Regions from separate parts of the Homo sapiens genome. Here region 1 is linked to region 2. A link is a contact called in ENCODE Hi-C or POLR2A ChIA-PET data. All regions are on one chromosome and are shown on one strand. Each heading gives the region's core, a stretch centred on a gene start or an enhancer-like site at or near the end of the contact. The rest is flanking DNA. Distances are from core to core; before and after follow the strand shown.

What was found. A loop is a pair of places that touch in the nucleus more often than their neighbours do. ChIA-PET counts read pairs that join two places held with the same protein, here RNA polymerase II (POLR2A). Pooled maps may share reads with other maps.
Region 1: a pooled map shows a loop between it and region 2 (4-fold over the local background). The contact joins two enhancer-like sites. A Hi-C loop is called at or near these places in 3 of 50 pooled maps. POLR2A ChIA-PET finds 5 or more read pairs at or near these places in 3 of 52 experiments (GM12878, OCI-LY7 and PC-9).

The regions. Positions count from the first base shown.
Region 1 is chr18:49,039,961-49,046,601 of GRCh38, forward strand. DYM (dymeclin) reads right to left here. Exons shown (of 18, transcript NM_001353214.3): 18 at 1-4,244. The coding sequence ends at 4,095. DYM-AS1 (DYM antisense RNA 1) reads left to right here. Exons shown (of 5, transcript NR_148999.1): 4 at 40-109. Among named protein-coding and RNA genes, the nearest start is that of MIR4744, 6.5 kb to the right of the region's middle. RefSeq lists enhancers at 4,431-5,396, 5,397-6,361. Within about 2 kb of position 2,176, at least 3 of the 41 ENCODE cell types and tissues checked have a DNase peak (open chromatin) inside an H3K27ac peak, as active enhancers do; they include OCI-LY7, where a contact is called at or near this core.
Region 2 is chr18:48,830,957-48,838,142 of GRCh38, forward strand. The region is part of intron 10 of CTIF (cap binding complex dependent translation initiation factor); the gene reads left to right. CTIF-AS1 (CTIF antisense RNA 1) reads right to left here. Exons shown (of 3, transcript XR_935449.3): 3 at 1-4,043. Among named protein-coding and RNA genes, the nearest start is that of CTIF-AS1, 7.3 kb to the right of the region's middle. RefSeq lists enhancers at 1,718-2,381, 4,844-5,744, 5,745-6,644, 6,915-7,186 and a silencer at 1,982-2,276. Within about 2 kb of position 3,240, at least 30 of the 41 ENCODE cell types and tissues checked have a DNase peak (open chromatin) inside an H3K27ac peak, as active enhancers do; they include OCI-LY7, where a contact is called at or near this core.

The DNA.
Region 1 (6,641 bases), core at 926-3,425, 210 kb after region 2:
ATAATTTGAGGCCTTGGGTTATGTTTACTTCCTCCACAGAATTTGCCATTTGCTTCAATTGGGCACCTGAAGGCATCAGTAATCTGGTTTCACCTCGGACCACATTCAGGTACTGAGGTGGTTTAGAAGTTGAACTGCACTACCCATGAGGGATAGTCCAATGACAGTAATGGAGGACCAACCCTCAAGCTAAGGACAACTTGGAAATCTGGTAAAAATATTTTTAAAATTTGCTTGAAGGACCCCAGAGTCAACAAGATAGTTAAGTATTACTTGTCCAGTTCTATGGGGCTGCTTTTCCTCTGGGGGATTTTGCTAATGCCAGAGGCTGTGTCTGAGTAGCTGACATTTAGACAGCCTTGTGAAGTTAGATTAGGGGTTGAGTATGACCTGGCCAAGGGTCTTGGGGCTACTGGTGAGTCTCCCTTGCTTTGAGTGGGAACTCTGAATAGCTATACGCTAATGAGATTAAATTTTATGCTTTAATTCATACAAAATAAATATGCATTATTTGCTGTGGATTGTGTGTTATAATCTACTTCTCAGTTCTTCATATGCATAGCTAGCTTAGCTCTTCATCACTGAATAGAAACTGACCTCTTTGACTCCAGGAGGTGATGTAGGACACTGGAATTGTTCTGAATTTGGAGTCAGAAGGCCTAATAATCAGTCCCTAAAATCAAGTGGCAACTACTGATATTGCAGGATAGTGCCTAGGAAAGAATTAAGAGACCCAAAGGGTTGACCTTGCAGAGACTCCAGCCTATGAAGTATCAGCAAGTGCCAAAAATTTATGGCTCTGCAAAAAAGCACAGGGTGACTCAATTATGCAGAGAGCTCTACCACCCAATGCAAAACCCTGGCTCCCGGAATCTAAAGGACGAAATGTTGCTTAAAGTATGATATATTAACAATTCCAGTGCTTAAAAGTTTCCCTCACTAAATATTTCTCTTGGATGTACCTTAGCAAGCTCTTAGGAAGTTGCTGAGTGTTCTGATGCTGGTCCTGTGTCCTTTCCACTTTCTATCGTCTACTTCCCAGCTCCTGTGCTTTCCTTCCAGAGAGAACTGTGTGTGCAGTGTACTTTCTATGCTTCACCTTCAGGGACCTTCTCTTCTTTCCTTTCTCTGTCTTTGTCCTTGAGCTGTGTTGTCTGCACTGCTGAATGGTGGCAGTCCTGCTGCAAGGTTGTTGTTCATAGATTGTATGACACCAGCCTCAACGGGTGACTGTGGGAACTAGAGTTAGAAATCTGAAGCTCTTCTGCAAAGTGCCTTGAACTCTTGATAGGGAAGATGCTATTGAAAGGGACAAATTCTTTTAAAAGTAAATATTGTGGCAGAAGTCTTTGTTGATAAAATGACACAATGCAGTAACAGCTTCAGATCTGGGGTAAAATCAGATGCCAATTTCCATCTGAACACACGATGATCCTGTGTTGCATCATTACACATTTTTACTTCGTGTAAAAATTTCTAAGCAAACTAATACTCAAAATTAATGCAAGTATAATGAAAGTTTATCATTCAGATTTATTGCCATATAATAAATCTTTCACAAAAATCAGGAAGAAGCCTCTGGTGACTTTGCAGAGCTGAGGCAGTGATGCACGTGGTGGGGCCTCCCTCCTGAGCGGGAACCAGGACTGGGAGCATCACTTGCAGGCCTCCATGGAGGCTGCTGCCCCAGCTGAGCTGTTAGCTAGTGAGTGCTTCTACTGTGTGATGAATGAGAAAAGGGAAAGAGGGGAGGGCAATCAGGGTTCTGGGGGCACCTCAGTGAGCCCAGAGGCCTGGAGGAGAGGCTGTATGATTCCCCAGTCAGGCCTTCCTTGGGAGTGTGCCCTCTGTCAAGATGACTGGGTTTTTGAAGGGCCTCATTTCCTCACACAACAAGCACTGACAGTCCTGCAGCCCAGGGACTGTCCTGTGGCACTGCCCAGCCCTCAGACTCAGAGGACAGTTCTGTGGTCCTGCCAGAAGCTCAGCTGTTCCACATGACCCTTAAACATTTAAACAATTTTTTGGTTTAAAGGAAAAGGAAGCCAATCAAAATGCTTTGGAAACAAATTAAAGTTGCAAATTATTTCCCCACATAGTAAATACATATCCTTGCTACCTGAAATGATAATCATCACTCCCCCTGCTGGCTGAGAGCGCTTCTCCTCCTTCAGACTGGCTCTGCCACAAAGCTAAGTATTAGTAGAAGTTGTTGCCAAGCCTCACCTCTAGCCTGTACATGGGCTCTGAGGTGAACACAGGAGTCAGAGTCCCCACTCCAGCAGTGACTGGAGGAGGCCTGACAGAACAAGCCCCTTGGGGACAGGAGGCAAGCTGCACTCACCTCTGGGACCCCACCCGGGATGGGCGCTCCACGAGTCCCTTGGCCTTAGGGAACCTCTGTTTCATTCCATCCAGACGAGGATAGGGAAGCTTCCTGCCCTACCTCGACAGCCTCTAAGAGCACAGCTTGGCCAGGCCTTCCCGTGTGGAGCCCACACAGTGGTGCACTGAGAGGCTGCCAGTGTTTTGACCTTTTACAGAGCTTGGGGTGACTGAGAATGGTTCCTCCGAGGCCCTCGGAAGATTTGATGGACTCAAATAACACGGGCCTGCAGCCCTGGGACACAGGACAGGAGAAGCCAGCCCTGACACAGATGAGCTGGCAGTGGATTCGAACAGTGTGCTCAGTCTCGTCTGGGCTTTTGTGCTTTCTATGTTGAAGACCAAATACTTTTTCTTTGAGAATGAAACTAGGCTCCTTATCTAGACTGTGAAGGGGCCCGTGAGGACACAGAGTGTGACTGGAAAGGAAGGTCCCAACTGGCCCTCAATGTGGCCCCAGTGGCTGTTTCCCTGCAAGAAGCTCCTTCCTCCAGCTCAGGCACCAACACACGGATCACACCGGCCCAGAAACAAAGAGCAAAACATGCTTTTCATCCCACGTGGAATACAGTATGAACAAATTACTCTCCTTTTTCTATTAGTGTGGGTGAAGGAAAAAGACTGTTTTCAAATGAAGCTTTTCTTTTTCCCAATGATTAATACAGAGTAGATTAACTTAATTTGTGCTAGACTCCAATTTAATTCCAGCAACAGTTCACAGGCCATATTCACAGAAAAGTTAATCTGGGCTTCATGAGAAGTAGCCATTTTCTTTTTCTTTTCTTTCTTTTTTTTTTTTTGCGAGACAGGGTCTCACTTTGTGGCTCAGGCTGGAGTGTACTGGCACGTTCTTAGCTCACTGCAGCCTTGAACTCCTGGGCTCAGGCAATCCTCCTACCTTAGCCTCCTGAGTAGCTAGGACTACAGGAATGTGCCATCATGCCTGGCTAATTTTTAAGTTTTTTGTAGAGATGGGATCTCACTATGTTGCCCAAGCTGGTTTCAGATTCCTGTGCTCAAGGGATTCTGCTAACTTGGCTCCCCAAAGTGCTGGGATTACAAATGTGAGCCACTGTATCTGGCCCATATTCTTTTTTAAGAAAAGATGCAGAGGTGTTAAATATTAATATCAAATTGTCCAGGCATGGTGTTTATGAAATTGTGTGCCCTCTGACAGGCAACCAAACACACACGACTTCATTTCTTTATTAATTCCTGCCTCATCATCTTTTCTCATTGATGCTCCTTAATGTCAAAGGAATCTCTCTCTCTCACACACACATAAGACCAAAACAAATATCTTGAACATGCAAAAAAATAGTCTACGCTTTTGAATAGTGTGCACTGTTGAATAGTGTGCACTGTTGGATAGTGTGCACTGTTGAAGTGTGATGTGCCTAAGGCAACAGGATCTTGGGAAAGCTCTAGATTTTTGGCTTCGAAATAAAACTGCATGTTGAATAGCAGGTTTTTACATTTATTATTGTTGTGTATTTCCTCCCCTTTTTGCAATACTATCTACGCTGAGTTATCTATTGCCAACTAGCACCAATTCTCCAAATCAAAGTGTGTGAGGAAAACACACTCGTGCAATCCTCTTTAACAGAAGATACACCAAGTAACCTGTCTGTCTACTTCTGTTACCCAGAAATAAAAGAACTTGAAGGGCTGCTTGGCTGGAGGGGTCCGGGTGGGAGAGCATCCTGCCCTCAGTCGGAATCCATGGTGAACAGCTGGATGTCCTGTGGATTCCAGTACAGGCCGACTGCTGAGTTGTAGACAAGAGACCAGACATAGGGGATAAAAAACTCCTCGGGCTGCTCCTCTTCCACATATTTGAATTTCAATTCTGGAAATTTCTGCAATGAAAATAAGATGATTTTATAATCCCACAGTTCCATGCACAAGCAAAAGTGGTGAGAGTTTGCAGGTGGTGCTGTGGTGTGCGGGGAGCCCACCCACCCCTGCCAACTGGTCACAGGGCATGAAAGCTCTGGGGCTTTAAAATATTTCAGCTATCAAATGGCTCCTGAGAAAATGTGAATTACCGATGGAGAGAGCAAGTAACACAATGGGTCCTGGTTGGCTAATGTCAGTTTGGCTGATAGTTCCCTGCTAGGGACCCCAACAGTGGTTAAGGTATGATGAGAAATATCCTAGCTGAGACATGGACCCTGCCTGGGAGGCAGACAAGGCTCAGGCTGATATTCCCCAGAGTGCAATGCTAGGGACTGGCTTTTGAGAGGCACTGTCCTCAGGGTTCCACCATTCTGGAGGTGAGGACCTTCCCCTTCACAATCCTGAGCCCTGACCTGAAGGGGTAGGCATGTGCCACCGGTGGAGGGGGGCTACTCTGGAGGAGCGGGGGTCTGGGGTGGCCAGCTTTCTTGGCCATAGCTTGGCCTCAGTCTCTTCCTCCCTGGAGGCAGGAGCAATGGCTTTGGCTTTGCGGAGAGGGAGCCCGAGGCTGCTCCTCATGGAGTCTGGGAAAAGGCCTAGGCCTGGCTCTACAAACACATCGCAGGTGCCCTGGTCTGCAAACTCCAGTCCTCTGTTATGTAAGGAGTCGTGCAGCTCAGTGGCCTAAGGCAGCACTTGCGTTTTAGCACATCACTGGGATTTGGGCTTTTGATTTTCTACTTTTATTCCTGGCCTATTTATTCCAGCCAGGGCAGAGGAAGTGATTCCACTTTCAGCAGCTTGAGGAGTGGCTAGAGTCTACCCAAGGCCCCTGGGCCTCTCCTTTGCCAAGGCGTCGCTGGCAGGAGTGGCTGCAGCTTGGTGACCCTTGTCCCAGGTTGGGTGGGGAGAGAGGGGACAGGGTCCTGGGAGGAGGAGGACGGTGGAAGGCTGAGGAAGAGGGGGCTGAAAGAGAGGAAACCACACACTTCCCCACATGCATCCACAGCCACACTTATTATACTATACTGGAAGACATGGCCCATAGGGCAGAGAGGTTTTTATCTGTTTTGTCAGGTGCTGCATCCCCAAGGATATTAGCCAGGCACTTAATAAACTGATGAGTGAATGAATCAATGAAGCAATCAACCAAGTATTGAGGGCCAACTATGTCCCAGACACACTGTAGATGCTTTGTATGTATTATCTAATTTAGTCCTTCTTATGGGAGTCCATTCATTTGTTCATTCACTCATTCTTCATTCTACTGACTATCTGCTGGCAGGTGCCAGGCAGGCACTGTGTGGGCCAGGGCCTAGAGATACGGGGGTGCGGCAGCCAAACCCAGCTCCTGTTCTCATGGAAGGTAAATCTTCATGGAGGAGAGAGACAGAAACAGCAGCAGCAGCAACAAAAAACCAATAATAACAGGGCAGCAAGGCAGGGAAGGACAAGGAGCCAGAAGGGAGGAGGTGGCAGCCAGACGAAGGGGAGGTGAGCTCCCCTGGAGGGCCCCGCACAGGAAAGGCCTGGGTGTGAGGCTGGAGGCTAAGGAGGGGGTGGGGGAAGAGCACACACCGGGGAGCAGAGGCCAGACTGGGGAGCTGCACATAAGGTCCCGGAAGCCTCTGAAGGGCCTGAAGGCTAAGGCATGAGAATGGCACTGTGCAGTGGCTGCTCCCATCACAGCGGGGAGAACTGGAGGGCACAGTGCAGCAGGCAGAGGCAGGAGCCTAGTCCAGGGAAGGGGGAAACAGGCCTGAACTAGGATGATGCTAGCTGGGTGGATTTAAAAGATATTTAGGAAAGGGGAGGAGCAGGTAGAGGAGCTGCATGCGCGCACACACACACACACACCCACACCCACATCCCCAAATACACACCACTCACATAGACACACACACAGACACACCGAGGCACGCACACACAGATAAAACACACAGACACGCACACATAGACACACACACCACAGACTCACACACATAACACAAACACAACACAAACATCCATACCCACAACATATACACAGACACAGACAACACACCCAGACATGCGCGCGCACACACACACACACACCAGACACACACAATACACACACACCCAGACATGCACATACAGACAACACAGACATGCACACACACACACACCACAGACAAAACACACAAGACACATACACACACAATACATACAAAACAGATACCCACACACTCACATGCAGACACACCCACACACACACAGACACACACACAGACATACACAGACATGCACATACAGACACACACACACCAGACACACAGACACAACACACACAGACACACACAGTAACAAGAATTTTAAAATAACATTTACAGTGATTA
Region 2 (7,186 bases), core at 1,990-4,489:
TACTTATTGACTGAATTAAGGAAGTAGAGTGCCTAGACTGAGCAAAGCCAGAGACAATAGTCAGCCCTTCTAGAATTCATCTGGAATGATTTCTCAGTGGAGATAAATCCAGAACCCTTGAAGGGGCAATGTGAGTGAGCAGAGTGGGGCTGGCTGGTAGTGGTCCCTGGAGATGAGCTCAGAACGGGAAAGGGAAAAGAAACACCCCCCATCACCCCAGCAAGCAAGCCCAAAAGGGGCATTTGTGCCCACACTGTGAGTGAACCAGTGCAAACAGTGCTCTCAGCCTGCGAAGCTGCCTCTGTTCTGTCCCTGCCTTTGGTTAAGTGGCCTTTTCTCAACAACCCTCCACCGAGCTTCATATGAGATTCAGTCTGTCCAAAGTCAGAATCCCACAAACCACAATCTTTAGGAGAAGTCAGGAGGAGCTTCTAGCAAAGCTCCCTGGACCAAGAGCCCATGGGGAAGGGATTGTTGTGGGGGCCTGGGCACCTGCTGTACACTGTGACAGCGCTCAGCAGGGCCCTCCTCACTGCCCCTCCCATGAGGAACGGAGGAAGTTAGGAGTATGTGCAGGGGGCACGAAGGGTGGGAGAATGGAGTGGGTGGGAAAGGACACCCACAGTCACAGACCTTGAAGATGACGGAAACCTTGACAATTACAGCAGAATTCACCTATGGAGCAACATGGCCAGTAACAATATAACGTGAGCCACGTGTAATTTTACATGGCCTAGTAGCCACATTTTAAAAAACTGAAAAGGGAACAGGTGAAATTAATTTTATGCTGTCTAATATATCCAAATAATCACCATTTTAACGTGTAATCAATATTAAAAAGTACCAATGAGATATTTTTTACGTTCTTCTCTTTTGGTACGAAGTCTTTGAAATCCAGTCTGTAGTTTACACTGAAAGCAGCTCTCAATTTGGACTCAGGCACATTTGAAGTGCCCAAGACCACATGTGGCCTGTGGCTATTACGCTGGACCAGGCGGTCTGGAGGCAGCTTCTGGAATCCTCAGGCTTTTGGAGCAGTTCTGGACCCCTAAAGTAACTGGATTCCCAAAGTCTCAAAAGTACTTTTCATAGCCTCTCATAGCACCAGGCAGCAAAGGGGCACCATGAATACTAAAACCTCAAGCTCACAGCCAGTGTGCGTGTGGGGGCTGCCTGGCTGGAGAGCTCCCTGCAGGGTCTGGAAAACGTGGTCCTTCTTTTTTTTTTTTTTTTAAGACAGGGTCTCCCTTTGTCACCTAGGCTGGAATGCAGTGGCACAATCAGGACTCACTGCAGCCTCAACCTCCCAGGCTCAAACAATCATCCCACCTCAGCCCCCCAAGTAGTTGGGACTCCAGGTGTGCACCACCACCCCCGGCTAATTTTTTGTATTTTTAGTAGAGACGGGGTTTGCCATGTGGCCCAGGCTGGTCTCAAACTCCTGGGCTCAAGCAATCCCGCCTCAGCCTCCCAAAGTGCTAAAGAGGGGGAAAAGGTAGGAAAGAAGAAACACATAGAAAGGGAAGAGAAGGGCTGTGGCAGGGGTGGCCAGTTGCGTGACAGGGATAAGAGAATCCACGGATAGGGACACAGTGCTGGGCAGGGCTGGGCAGCTGCCACCCTCTCCTCACAGCAGCTCGACAGAAATCGTGGCCGAGTGTGTGGAAGGCACAATTAGCTCATTCTTGCATTGCCCCTTGATTACACAGGACTACCATTTCTGTAATTAAGACCTTCTCCCTTACTCAGAAGTATTGAAACATGAAAGTATTTGCTGAATCTGGTTTCCCAGGGTTAAAAGCCAGACTTAGGAAACGCAAACACACTTGTGGAAATGCAAACACACATTCAGTAATTAATTATCCTTTAATTAAGGCCAAAACCCTGCTGAAAACAATTAGCTCTAGAAATTGAACAGTAGGTACAGCTCCACTTTTTGCTGATTGTTCTTTCCTGATAGTCAGGAAGTGCTGAGTCTGGGGGGCGGAGGTGGTAGGGAATGAATTAGTCTGCCGCTTTTGGTCTGGACTGGACCAAGCTCTACTTTTTTTGGAAATGTTAGTCAGAGGAGAGTTTGAGGTGTGGGGAAGGGCAAAGAGGATGTGGTTTGGGCAAGGGGAGGCGAGAGGCTGCCCCAGGCTTGGATGCATGCCATGGGAAGTCTCAGAAGCTCCTGCTGGCCACACAGAGGTGGCTTGCCTGGCTGGAGTGGAGGGCGTGGGCCAGGGATTAGCTGACTGGAAAGCAATTAGATGAGGTGCGGCTGGCTGGGAAAATACCTGGAATCCCAGGGCCAGAGTTGAGACTTGCTTGGCTAACGCTGCAGGCGGGAGGCCTCGTGGGGCCTGGGGAGTGGAAGTGCCCACCAGTGAGGGTGGGAGGGTAGCCGTGTGGGCTGCGAGTCTTGGATGCCTCTTGCTGATGCGGAGAAGTGGATGAGTACAGATAGTGTGGGCTCGGAGGTCCTGCAGCCCTCTGGGAAAGATGCCCTCTTTCCCATTTCCTCTCTCTAAATGCCCCCCTGCCCCCGCCGCCCTCCACCTCTCCTCAGACTCCTTGGACGTTCCTAAAGCCTGCCTAGTCCCATCAGATCACCTCACCCCTTTCCTAGGTAGGAAGATGTAGGTGCACAGTGTCCCCCTTCCGGGGACTTTCACATTTTGAAAGGAGGGGTGGGGAGAGAAAAATGTGTGCCCCAAAGGAACAAAAAGGGTGCTTGGGATTTGGGAGGGGTAGGGAAGGTCACTGGCGCCACCAAACTCTCCCCAGAAAACACCTGCATGCTTAAAAGCTTACCTAGAACCCCCGAAGCCTGGCCTCTGGATGGGGGGCTTCCCAGGTAAGAGCCCCTGCTCTAGAAGTGGAATGTTAGGTTTTCATACAGGCAAGAGGGAAGGTCTTTATTGGTCAGAGGGGCCTTCCAGATCACCCTCAAAGCAACTGTGCAAAAGATTCCAAATGTTGGCCCAGCGCAGAGCAGGACTCTCTCAGATTCCAAAAGCCCCTGACAGCTCATTTTTTCCCCAGAAGGGACCCCAGCTCTTGCACAAACCCCTTCTCTCCCCTTCCCCCTCCTTTCCCCTCCCCTCCCCTCCCGTTCTCTTCCTTTCCCTTCTCTCTGTAGATGAGGGTCGGCAAATGTCTGGTATGAAGGGCCAGATAGTAAATATTTTAGGCTCTGCAGGCCAAGAGGCAAAGCCGAGTTTAACCACATCCCTGCGAGGTGTAGGGCGTGAGCAGCAGCATGTAACCAGGAGAGCAAGCGCCTCCACTCTGTCTTCATAGCGGAAAAAGCAGCCGTAGACGATATGCAAATGACTGAGAGTGACTGTGTGCCAACGAAACCTTATTTATGGACACTGAGATTTGAATTTCATATAATTTGTATATGTCACAAAATATTCTTTGATTTTTTTCCCCAACTACTGAAAAATGGAAAAAACTATTCTTAGCTCATGGGCCATAAAAAGCAGGCCATGGCCAGATTTGGCCGGTGGACTATAGTTCGCCCCTCCCTGATCCCGCTGTGTGGTTCTCAAGTGGGAAACGCTCCTCTCCTCCAGATGGTTTCAATGCACATTAAAGTTTGAGAGCCACTGTCATAAAGGAGAATTTGCAGTTTCCCAGGTGATGCTGATGCCGTCATTAGGGGGATCCCACACTGAATATGCCCAATCTAGTCTGACCTTCACCCTATTTTACAGATGGCAAAACTGAGGCCCAGAGGCAACGTACCTCTATCATATGAGCCCAGGGAAAGGCTTCTTTGTCTCAGGATGCAGAGCTGGGTGGTTTTCTATCTCTAGCCGCCTTCAGCGATCTGCCCTGCCAGCTCACACTGCCCAAGGCTCTAGCCGAGATACAGGAAATGTGGATGTGTCCCCCGGAGCCCGAGAGCAGCAGGGCTGCAGTGAGTCATTTCCCGTGAGTGGAGCTGGCATGCGCTGAGCCTTCCTCGTGCTGTCAGTTCGCTCCCTTCTGACCACTCCAACCTGCGCTTTAGAGGAACTCCCTGCCAGCTTCCGGGAAGCGAAAAGCACCCTCTGTGAGAAGGGAAAAAGGAAAGAACCAAGGTTTGCGTGTCAGACTTGCGTGATTTCAAATCCCATGTTCGTGGTACTGCCTGGGACTTGAAACAAATTCCTTCACTTCCTTGAGCCTCAGTTTCCATCAGTAAAATGAGAAAACAGCCCCTGCCTCTGCGGGGTTCCCAGAAGACCTGGAGATTAAATCTGTCCAGTGTCAGGCACACGGCAGGGAATTTTTATGGTGTCTTTATTGGCCATCCTGGCATTATGCATTAGCCACAAGGGTACCCAGCCTCAACCTCAAAAGCCACAGAAAAAGGCCACCTGATCCTCCAGACAACATGTGTGGCCATGGCTGTGCTGATGGTCTTACAGAGGCAGTCACTGTCCTACACTCCTGAGACATTGCCATTGACGATTTAGGTTGTGCTGTGTAAGGCTCATGTACTTGGGTCCCTTGGTGGCCTTCAGGGTCTGAGAACCCTGAAATTGTATGCAGACATCTGTGAACCTGTGCAGAGGTGCATTTTTCTGGGAGAGGTGCAGATTTTTCATCGAGATCCTCAAAGGGATCCATGCTCCCAAGAAAGCTAAGGATCCCACATCTATAAGCACAGTGCAGAAGGGAGCCCCAGACTTTCAAGGCATATTCCTGGATTTGAGAATCAGCTCCCTGACCCCCATGAGTGGCCTTGGGCACACTGGAGATCATCTGATCTCCCCCCTCTGGCGTGGTCCATAAAGCAGTGATGGGACTATGTGAGGATCAAGTAGGACATGTCAGGCCAGGTGTGGAGAGGGGACTGTGTGGGAGCTGTCGGTCATGGTCCCTTCCCACCAAGCCCCCCACCTGCCCTCACCCCTGACTTGGCTGCCCCCTACTCAACCTTTGGGTTTCCTCTGCAGAGAAGCCTGCCCTGATCACCTCATCCATCCAAAGGGGGCTCCCTCCCAGCTCCCTGTTTGCATTTGTCATTCTACCCCTCTGCCCCCCACTGTAGGTGGCCTGGGGACAGGCACCGGGCTGTTTGGTCCCCATGGCCCCAGGCCCTCTAGCCCATGAACATTTGCTGCAGGAAGGCACAAATGCATACCCCCGCCCTAGGAGCCACTGCCTTGGAGCCCACCCACCTCCAGGCCCCACCTCCCTCCTCCCCCAGCAGCTGCTTCTCTAAAGAGGCAGCTCCCACTGTGCTCTGGAGCATTCAAGATCCCAGCAACAAAGTCAGAGTTAAAAAGTATATTCTGTGCTTCTCCTGGAGCTGACGTGGTCCCATCAGGTGCCCCCTCTTGAGCACAGCCAGCAGCCCCCAGAGAGGCCCTGGGCTGCCCTTCAGGGTCCCCATGCTCAGCCTGGTCTTTTTCAAGGCCTGATTCTAAGGGCTGTGTGGGCCCTGCTTGCTCTGCCTGGAGGACAGTGGGGTCACCACTGGCATCTAGGGGACCCCTCCACCACCCTGCTGCCCCCTAAGATGCGTATGGGGCAGGCCCTCCAGCTTCTCACACCTCAACTCCAAAGGCCTGGGCGATTATGAGGCACCAGTGAGTGAGATCCCCAACCAACCCCATCACTTCAGCCCTCCAGGTCCCAACATCCCACCAGGTCCCCCTGGACTGCCAGCACCTGCCATTCCCCTAGAGGGGCAAGGAAGCAGGGTGGGAAGCCCCAGGAGACTGCCGTTGGTCATGCCCAGGTAAGGATTAGCCAGGCCTTCCTCCTCCACTCCTCTCCTCTTTGCCTGGTGCAGGAACAACCAGCTAGGAGTCAGGAAATCTGAGTTCTGGTGCTGGCTCTGCTGCCACCCAAGCTGTGCCTCTGGTTTCCTCCTGGGCACCGCACATAGATGCCATCTGTGAGTGTGTCCCCTGCTTAGTCCACATCACCTGCCATCAGCCTGCTGAGAGGGCGCCGGGGCCCAGTGGGACACCCTGGGAAATTGTCAGCTACTAGTCCTGCATCCCTGCCCACATTTGGGCTGTTTGTCCCTTCCCATCGCATAAGGAGCGGGGAAGGGCAGGAAACTGAGGCAGCCAGGGTTTGACAGCAAAGCCTGCACTGCCTGGCCTGGGGGCAAAGGAGTGAGGTCCAGAGGTTACGAGCTGCCAAGGACTGGGGACCTCATCTTTCTCCTCCTGGCTCCCATCCAATGCCCAGGGGCTGGGGGGTCTCCTTTCCCGGGGCCTCCCATACACACATTGGTAAAGGGAGGAACAACAGCCTCATGGTCTCGGATCCAAATCCTCATCCCTGTGCTCACGAGAGCCCCTCCCTAGAGCAAGGGAGCACTGGTGCCTGCCTCACAGGGTGGGGGCGAGAAGGGGGCTGTCTAAGGCCCATCAAGCATTTAGCAGGGGCCTGGCACACATCCCCACTCAGAGGACACCGAGACCACTGTTCATGTCACATCCGGGGTTCAAATTCTCAGTGCTGCAGGAACTCAGAGGAGGAGGAGTGGCCTGGGAGCTGGGGAGGGCTGAGGTCTGGGCTGGGGGAAGCACCTGAAGGCAGGGGTGGAAGCTATGGGCCTAGGGGCACCTGAGCCTGGGTGAGCCCAGCCCAAACTGAACAAAGGCGATTAGAGCTAAGAAGAGGGTCTCAGTCATTTATGGAGCCTCTGCCACTCCCATCCACCTGAAGAGACATTTTTCTCAGTGGTGCCCACTCTGACTGCACCAGAAACACCCAGAGATCTTACTATACAGATTCCTAGGCCCCCACAGCCCTACATAGCCCTAAAATCAAAGAGTGAGGGCTGGATCTGTTTCTCTCCTAGGTGGATCCAGTACAAACACAGGGCTGGGAACTACCCACTGGATGCATCCCTCTCCCTGCTCCCAGATGCCCTGAGCCCCTGCCCCCCACCAACCTGTCCCAGCAGCCCTGGGCAACTGGGTGACTGCGAGGCTAAGAATCCCCCACACCCACACCCTCCCTGGTGGGAAGGGAGTGGGGCTGTCTCTGGAACTCTGATTTGGTTTTGCTGTCCAATGCCAGAACGGGGGCACACTGAGGAAGAGAGACTTTTAAAAACAAAGTCCGTCTTCCCTGGGGTTTTATTTTACCTTGGAAAATAGAAGAACTGATTTTTTTTTTTCTACTTTCCCCCAAACTTGCTCCCTATCAGTGTCCCTAAAGTAGGAAGAGTTCTCACTTCTCC